Regions from separate parts of the Homo sapiens genome. Here region 1 is linked to region 2. Evidence: chromatin contacts called from ENCODE Hi-C or POLR2A ChIA-PET data. All regions are on one chromosome and are shown on one strand. The core of a region is the stretch at or near the end of the contact, and the rest is flanking DNA. Distances in the headings are between cores, read along the strand shown. Region 1 holds the start of PTGES3L-AARSD1 (PTGES3L-AARSD1 readthrough). Region 2 holds the start of ATP6V0A1 (ATPase H+ transporting V0 subunit a1).

Evidence for each region. A loop is a pair of places that touch in the nucleus more often than their neighbours do. ChIA-PET counts read pairs that join two places held with the same protein, here RNA polymerase II (POLR2A). Pooled maps may share reads with other maps.
Region 1: a pooled map shows a loop between it and region 2 (6-fold over the local background). The contact joins the promoter of PTGES3L-AARSD1 here to the promoter of ATP6V0A1 in region 2. A Hi-C loop is called at or near these places in 4 of 50 pooled maps. POLR2A ChIA-PET finds 5 or more read pairs at or near these places in 3 of 52 experiments (B cell, GM12878 and OCI-LY7).

The regions. Positions count from the first base shown.
Region 1 is chr17:42,977,709-42,982,105 of GRCh38, reverse strand. PTGES3L-AARSD1 (PTGES3L-AARSD1 readthrough) reads left to right here and starts at 1,578. Exons shown (of 17, transcript NM_001136042.2): 1 at 1,578-2,060; 2 at 2,443-2,556; 3 at 2,662-2,728; 4 at 2,838-2,936. The coding sequence starts at 1,924. It overlaps PTGES3L (prostaglandin E synthase 3 like), which reads left to right and starts at 2,026. Exons shown (of 7, transcript NM_001261430.2): 1 at 2,026-2,060; 2 at 2,443-2,556; 3 at 2,662-2,728; 4 at 2,838-2,936. The coding sequence starts at 2,053. It overlaps RUNDC1 (RUN domain containing 1), which reads right to left and starts at 1,541. Exons shown (of 5, transcript NM_173079.5): 1 at 1,032-1,541. The coding sequence starts at 1,529. RefSeq lists a silencer at 1,225-1,474 and an enhancer at 1,545-1,614.
Region 2 is chr17:42,456,954-42,461,327 of GRCh38, reverse strand. ATP6V0A1 (ATPase H+ transporting V0 subunit a1) reads right to left here and starts at 2,450. Exons shown (of 22, transcript NM_001130021.3): 1 at 2,365-2,450; 2 at 317-480. The coding sequence starts at 433. RefSeq lists a silencer at 2,381-2,590 and an enhancer at 2,741-2,830.

The sequences.
Region 1 (4,397 bases), core at 329-2,828, 520 kb before region 2:
GCTGAGGCAGGAGGATTGCTTGAGCCCAGGAGGCAGAGGTTGCAGTAAGCAGAAATTGCGCCAATGCAGTCTGGCCTAGGTGACAGAGTGAGACTCTGTCTCAAAAAAAAAAAGTGAAAAGGCAGTGTACCTCAACACTTCCAATAAAGCCAGCACTTTGTGCACTTCCAGAGATGCAAAGCTTGTAAGGAAACGTTTACCTGGTGTCTTATACATAGTTTCACTACTTCTGGGGTAGGCACACTGAATCGATCTTGTCAGTTATCAGAGGACCTCATTCAGAATGCCTAATGATTAAGCAGGATGGAGGAAGAGTTTAAAAATTTCAACATTATAGCCTGCACGGTGGCACACGCCTGTAGTCCTGAGGCTGAGGCGGGAGGATGGCTTGAGACCAGGAGTTCGAGACCAGCCTGGGCAACATACCAAGACCCTCCCGTCTCTTAAAAAGGAAAAATTCCAACATTAGGAAATTTATCTAATCAAGAGTTGTGTTTATTTCAGTTACTAAGAGACCCTGCTGTTAATCCAAACTCCCACCCAAAGAAGTGTAAAGACTGCCTAGATTTCAGGAAAGCAGGGACAGGGAGTTAACCTAAATTTCCACGGATTCCAACTCACTTTCCTTTCCTTTGCCAATTTTCCCAATCCCCAGAGTCGGGGTCCTCTAGCAGCCAAAGTGTTCAAGACTGAGATACGTGAGGGAAAGGTGAGTGGGCGCAGCACTGCTCTTGGCTGCTCTGCTGCCCTCTCAACGACTCACTTCGCTCACCGCTCCTCTACCACTCACGTCATCACGCACCGACATCTCTCCACATCCTCCGTGCACACCGCTCACCCTCAGGTTCCCAGGCCTCTGTCCTCTTGCCCTTCAGCCGGCCCCGCACTCCAGTCCCCTGGTCTCCGACACACGTACTCACCGACCGAGTCGGGGAGGCTTCTCCCCGCATGCACCATCATCCGGGTCTGGATCGCCACCCACACGACCCCACTATTCCCATATTCCTCGCGGCCCGGCTCCAGCCACTCACCTGGTCCTCGCCCCGCAACCATGGCCGGTCCCCTGGCAGCCCATCGCCCTCATCGCTGGCGGGGTCGCCGGGCCCTTCGTAACCTAGGACGTGAGGGCAGCCGCGGAAGGCGAAGTCTTCGAGCTCCCGCAGAAGGCGCTGCTGCTCCGCCGGCGCCCCGCGCACCACCTGGCGCAGGCGGAACTGCACCTGCGCGAAGTGCGAGGACAGCGCCAGCAGCGCCGAGTCCAGCCGCCGCCGCTCTGCCCGCAGCCGCCGCAGCGTCCGGCCCGGCGAATCCGGCGGGGAGCCCGGGGCCGCGCCAGGCTCCTCGGCCGTCGCCTCTTCTAAAAACGCGGTTGCCCCAGGCCGGGCCTCCGCCACCGCCCCCACTGGGGCCCAGCGCACCGCCTCGCACGGTGGCAGCGGCTCCTCTTCCTCCTCCTCTTCGTCTTTCGCCTTTGGCCCAACAGCCGCCACCACCGTTACCGGCTCTGCAGCCGCTTCGACAGCCGCCATCTTCCCGGAAACACCACCGCACGTCAGCCGCGCCCCCCTGCTGCCATGGCAACGGCGCGGTGGCCTGGAACCCCAGGGGAGTGGTGGGCGGGGCCTGAAGTACCCAAGTCCCCGAGGGCGCGCCTTCCCCGGGAATTTAATTCAGGACAATAATGTTTTATTGAGCGCCTATTGTGAATCAGACACTGAGCAGTAAGCGTCGGAGAAACAGGTGAATGATACCGGGGAAAAGTCATTCCCTGTGTGTAGCGTCTAGGGCAGCCTTTGCCCTGGTTCCAGCAGATGGGTTGTCTCTTCATAGTCTATGCATTTCTGAAGACCCCACGGTGAAGGGCTGCAAGGATGAAGCTGTCCCAGAGTATCTCCAGAGTGCAGATCCCTTGGCTGCCAGGTCATGTTCTCTCTTCCTCTCAACTGCTCTCCCGACCATATAAGGAGAGGCAGCTGCTGGGGGCGTCCCCAGGATCTAAAGATAGCGGCCCCTGCCTGGAACTCTAAATGCCACCCTGGAGCGGGAGCCGCAATGGCACGGTGAGTGTTTCCGGCTCCGGTGCTCCCCCTGGCCCTTTTCCCTGGAGATTCCCTGCTCCAAGTCTTCTGGGCGCTCCAGGTTCTGTGAGGCCCCACGGGAGCCCCGGACCCCTGGTCTCTGTAACTGTGGGGTGAGGGAAGGTGTGACCTGAATGTTCTCCCTGACCTCCTAGTTTCCTAGTCTTGCACGTTCTATTCTTCCCAGGTTCACATTCACCACACCCACCCACTCCTGTCATTCCCTTCCCTTTCACCCCTTCTGTCTCATTTAGCTCCACTTTGAAAAAACTGTGGCATCAAAGGTCCCTGGGTAGTCCCTTCCCAAATGACCTCAGTCTTCCCTCTCCCACCCCTATGAAGCCACACCTCAACTTCTCTTCAGGCAGCACGCCCGGACCTTGTGGTACGACAGGCCCAGGTATGTGTTCATGGAGTTTTGTGTTGAGGACAGCACCGATGTCCACGTGCTTATTGAGGATCACCGCATTGTGTTCAGGTAGTGGCCCTGCCGTCCGAGGGCCTGGCTTCCCAGGAATCTACCCCTTTCCTAATGTCCCCACACGGAGTATTCCGCATCTCCTCAGCTTCATTGTCTCCTCAGCTGCAAGAATGCCGATGGAGTGGAGTTGTACAATGAGATTGAGTTCTATGCCAAAGTGAACTCCAAGGTAAGGGTGAAATGGGACAGTAAGGTTTGGATGGAAACCGGGCTGCCCAGGGAAACTGGAGATTAATTCTAAACCCCAGACCCTAAGAATGAGGCTCTCTATCTGGCAGGACTCCCAGGATAAGCGCTCTTCCCGCTCTATTACTTGTTTTGTGAGAAAATGGAAGGAAAAGGTGGCCTGGCCGCGGCTTACCAAGGAGGATATCAAGGTGGGTGTGTGGAAAGTGGCCTGCTTCTTCTCTCCATGTACCCAGGTTACAGCTGGGATTGTCCTTGCCTCCTTTCCAGCCAATATTCAATCACTCAACAAGTCCTGCCTAATCTTTTTTTTCCAACTGTATTAGTCTCTCTTTTTATTTTTATTTATTTATTTATTTTGAGACGGAGTTTCACTCTTGTTGCCCAGGCTGGAGTGCAGTGGCGTGATCTCAGCTCACCATGGCCTCCGCCTCCCGGGTTCAAGCAATTCTCCTGCCTCAGCCTCCTGGGTAGCTGGGATTACAGGCATGCACCACCACGCCCAGCTAATTTTGTATTTTTAGTAGAGATGGGGTTTCTCCTTGTTGCTCAGGCTGGTCTCGAACTCCCGACTTCAGGTGATCTGCCCGCCTCGGCCTCCCAAAGTGCTGGGATTACAGGCGTGAGCCACCGCGCCTGGCTTATTTTTTAACTTAAAGTTCTGGGATACATGTGCAGAACATGCAGGTTTGTTACATAGGTATACGTGTGCCATGGTGGTTTGCTGCATCTATCAACCCGTCATGCAGGTTTTAAGTCCTGCATACATTAGCTATTTGTCCTGAGTCTCTTTTTACTCTCTTGGTAATCTCTCCCAGTTAACTTACTTTCGTTGTAGGTGATGAAATGTGTAAGACTCCACTTCAGATATTGGCACTGCTATGAACATGGTCTTTCCCTTTACTGCAACTCACAATCAAAACCTTTGATTCTTTTTGTGTGTGTGTTTGTGTGAGATGGATTCTCACTCCCGTAGCACAGGCTGGAGTGCAGTGGCGCGATCTTGGCCCACTGCAACATCCACTTCCCGGGTTCAAGCGATTCTCCTTCCTCAGCCTCCTGAGTAGCTGGGATTACTGGCTTGTGCCCCCACGCCTGGCTAATTTTTGTATTTTTAGTAGAGACGGGGTTTCACCATATTGGTCAGGCTGGTCTTGAATTCCTGACCTCAGGTGGTCTACCCGCCTCAGCCTCCCAAACTGCTAGGATTACAGGCGTGAGCCAATGTGCCCAGCCATTTCTTTTTCTTTTTTCTTTCTGTTTTTTTTTTTTTTTTTTTTTTTGATTCGGAGTTTCGCTCTTGTTGCCCAGGCTGGAGTGCAATGGCATGATCGCAGCTCACTACACCTCCGCCTCCCAGATTCAAGCGATTCTCCTGCCTCAGTCTCCCGAGTAGCTGTGATTACAGGCATGTGCCACCACACCCAGCTAATTTTGTATTTTTAGTAGAGACAGTGTTTCAACATGTTGGCCAGGCTGGTCTCAAACTCCTGACCACAGGTGATCCACCTGCATCGGCCTCCTAAAGTGCTGGGATTACAGCTGTGAGCCACTGCACCCGGCCTCTGCCAATTCTTGTTTTCTATATTCCAGTCCCAGAAGTAGTTTCCACTGTAGAAATTAATTGATGAGTCTTATTCTTTCTTTTCTTT
Region 2 (4,374 bases), core at 1,201-3,700:
TTTTTTAAATACCTTGCTATTTAGCAAGTGAAAGCCTTGATCAGGTTAGTTTGGTAACCTCTCCCTGCATCCCAAACAATTACCTGGAGAATGCTTAGGACTGTTCTGAAAGTGGGAGCTAGCAAAAGCATGTAAAGATTGGCACAAAACATTCTCACCTTTAGAAAGACAACTCAAAATGTGCATTCTGCCAATAGGAAGTCAGTGCTATAATGTTATTTTTGCAAATAAAAAACAAAACATTCATCATAAGGCATCTGACCACGATAGCAATAGAGTTCAGCAGTAATCAAGTCGCAGCCCCACAACTACTTACGTCACGAAACTGAACCTTTCCAAGTTCTCCTAATTCACTGACACAACAATAAGCAGCCTCTGACTGTAGAAAAAGCTGGGCCAGTGTCATTTCTTCACTCCGGAAAAGCTCCCCCATGGTGGCAGAAGGTACCAGTCTAGTGAGTACCTGGATTTCTCTCCAACCTGAAGCAAAGAGAAAATGACATAACTTTGGAAATTACCACGAGGGCTAAGAGCAAATGACACCCCACTACGGCTCTTGCATTTACATTTCTAACACCCCATGAGGACAGGTCAACAACTGTTTTTGACACCCTGTCTAGAAAGATGGAAAGGAGAAATTGCAAAGGCAGTTCCTGAATTCTGTCCCACAGAGTGTCAGATGAAAAGTCACTTCCATTCCAGTCAACATCAGGATCAAATGACAATTATTTTGGGCAACTCAACTGATAAGAATGTATCCAGATTAAAGACAGGAACTGGGAACCTCAAACAACTCTTTAAATACCCAGGACACAATATTGAGGCAGTGAGTTTCACACTGCTCAATCTGTTTTTGCTAGTGCAGGAAACAAACAGAAGAGGCCTTCAATACCCTCTCATAAAGATGTCTGCCTTGTAACTATCCTTCTCCCTTCTACTGACAATGCGCATTTCTAAAAGCCCAAAGTTCTGGCACTATCCTAAAGCTATGGCTACACTAAAGGGTTTAATCTTCCAGATTCCTCAGAAAACAATATTTCCCCACTTAGGAATTCAAACAAATAACCGTCATCTGGAAAAAGCAACCAGTTTGCATATTAAGCTCAATTTCAAATCAAGCATGACAGGAACACACTGATAATGACAAAGCAGTTTTATCAAGCCACAGAGAATAAGCCTTCCACCTCTGCAGCTTTCTGTTTCTCAACCCTACCTTCAAGATTAATTACATTCTTCCATCTGTCAAATCTCATGAGCCAATAAAGGTTTCGTTTTAGTGCTGTCTTACTGTTGCCGGGTATGAGACAACTGGCGCTATCAGTGGTCCTGAAACTGCAATTATTTATTCTCGATCAGCTAATGTAAGGCACAGCCTGTCCAGTATCCAAACTCAGAAAAATGCACAGTATTTTTAGTGTCATAAGGGCATCTATACTGAGTACTGATAGATGAGTCTGACATCAAAGGAAGATTTACTCTTCTGGAAGGCTGGGAGACATTTTGAGAAATCTGAACGAACAAACCTTTGTGCATGTGATGTTCAAGACAGTAACACAAGCTCAGACATAAGCAAGGACTTCTCAAGAGAATATGCAGGCTGACTTTAAGATTCTGTACATCTGAATCATCCAAATCAGCTGTTACCGGCACCACCCTTAAACAAAGAGAGATTCTACAACCTCTAAACACATAAAATTAGGCCTGGTCAGCATAGTTCAGGAGCTGTGGATAATGATAAGCCTCCAACGAGTCGCCTCCGTCCTCCTGCTCTTTAATGATTATAGGTCTCCCAAGAATATCTCTATAGCAATGGAGGCTAACAGAAAACTAATTAGGCCAAAGTAGTTCTGGACGATCACAAAACAAAATATGAAGAAACAGCAATTCTGCAAAAGATGAGTCCAACTACAGCGCCCCCGCGCCCTGCCTAGAAGAATCTCACTCCTGTCATCCGGTCCTCGCCTCCTCCCACGGTATTCACCTGCTTCATTTCCTGTCTACCCAATGAGCAGGAATTCTCTGGACTCAGGCTCATCTACCTTGAGATGGGAAAAAAGGAGAGGAAAACCCCCAAACTGAGAAACCCTTTAAGAAGCCCCCTAAATTCTTCTGCCTATCCAATAACCTCCGGTTCCTCCGCCTACCCCTTAAAGCAGGGAAGAGATGCGGGGCTTCCAAAGGGCAGTGAGCCTCCGGTTCCTCAGGGCAGAGGAGGGGTGCCCAAGGAGGGGGCGAACCCCCATTTTATCTCGAAGACGTCAGATCCCCGCTAATTCCTCTGACAATCAAGGGGGCTCTTAGAAGGATTTCCTACGTCCATCGAGGGCCGCTCCCTGTTGCGCTAAACCTACAGCCCCCACTCACCTCCAAACTCCGCCACAGCAACCGCCACAGAAACCACCGCAGCCAAACCCGCACCCTCCGCGGCTCCAGGAGCAGCGCTTCGACGTGCTTGCGTCCGTAAAGCCCCGCCCCTGCGCCGCCGCCGGCCCCCGCCCCCGCAATGACCTCATTGCAGTTGGCCAATGGGGCGCAGCCTCGCCCGGGCTGCAGCAGTGCGGAGTCACGGGGGTCGCAGGCGAGACCCAGCGTGCTGACGCCATGTTGGCCCCTGTGCTGTATCTCCACGCTGGGGAGGGTTAGCGGGTGGGGCTGGAGGTGCAGGTGCTCGAGGCCTTAAGTTCCTGAGCCTCCCTGAATCCTTTTTCTTACCCCTTATACTGGGGTAGGTTGTCTTTTCTCTTTCTTTTTTTTTTTTTGAAGTCTCATTCTGTTGCTCAAGCAGGAGTGCAGTGGCGTGATCTCGGCCCACTGCAACCTCCACCTCCCGGGTTCAAGCGATTCTCCTGCCTCAGCCTCCCAAGTAGCTGGGACTACAGGCACGCACCACCATGCCCGGCTAATTTTTGTATTTTTTTTTTTTTTAAGTAGAGACGGGGTTTCACTATGTTGGCCAGGCTGAGTCTCGAATTCTGACCTCGTGATCCACCCGCCTCGGCCTCCCAAAGTGTTGGGATTACAAGCGTGAGCCACCACGCCCGGCCTTTTTTTTTTTTTTTTTTTTTTTTTTTTAGATGGTCTGTTTCCCAGGCGGGAATGCAGTGGCGCGTTCTCGGCTCACTGCAGCCTCCGCCTCCCGGGTTCAGGGGATTCTCCTGCCTCAGCCTCCCTAGTAGCTGAGATTACAGGCACGCACCACGCCACCCGGCTATTTTTGTATTTTTTGTAGAGATGGGGTTTCGCCATGTTGCCCAGACTGGTCCTGGCCTCCACCCGCCTCGGCCTCCCAAAGTGCTGGGATTACAGGTGTGAGCCACCGCGCCCGGCCCTCTCTTTATTTTCATATCCAAAGAATTAATTCACACATACGCACCCAAATAATTAATGTCTTCTCTCTTTATTTTCATATCCAAAGAATTCACACACACACTCAAATAATTAATACGCAGACACATATACCACCCTTTCTCTTTTCCCTTATTTTACAGATGAGAACATTTGAGCCCCAGACTGGGGAGCGGCTAGCTTTAGATCCTGTAGTAGAGTCTTTAACGGGGTCTCATTTGCATAAGTATGGAAAACCTCTCTTTAAATGGTACATGGTTCATGCCTTCCAGCAACTTCCCCGGGTCTATTTTTCTCTGTTTAACAGGAAAAACCTCATCAGACCATATGTTGTGAAAGTACATTTCAGTCTTGTTTGGTAGATTCATGTGGGCTCAATTGACCACTTAGGAGTTTTCAATTCCTCAAATTTATTTTAAAAACATTTTTTATGGCTTGTACTCAACTTGTAAATTAAATATTGAAAAACATTTTTTAAACGCAAAAGTGATGTCTATTATTTTTTAAATGCCATTATCAAATATTGATATTGATTCCCTTTTCTTGCCCTTTTAAAGAAGAGTAGGGATCTCAAGTCGTTTGTGATAACCAGAATTGTATCAGGAAAAACTCAGAAAACCGGTTATTCTGTCTTCCTGGGTGGTGGAACCCTGTTGAAATTCAAGTGTAATGAGGGAGATATTCCAGATAAAAACTTGTTGCTGATAATTTTGTCAACCTGACAAAAACATCATCAAACCTGCTTTACCAGCCTAAACAAAATAAGGGGACAAAAATGGACGTTTTATTTGAATTTATTGTCTCATATTGTGAGTGAAGATATAACCTGACTTCAATACAACCTTCTTAAGACACAGAGTCTTGGAGAGACCCATACCCTCCTTCTCCCTGCTCCCTAGCTCTCAACCCTTCTGGCAAGACAGATCGGGACCCACATTTAAAAGCCTGCCAAGTTAGAGAAAACTGTTACACAATATCATTTCCTTCCTCTGAGACTTAAAAAAAAATTAACCTCAGTCAGCTGCTTGC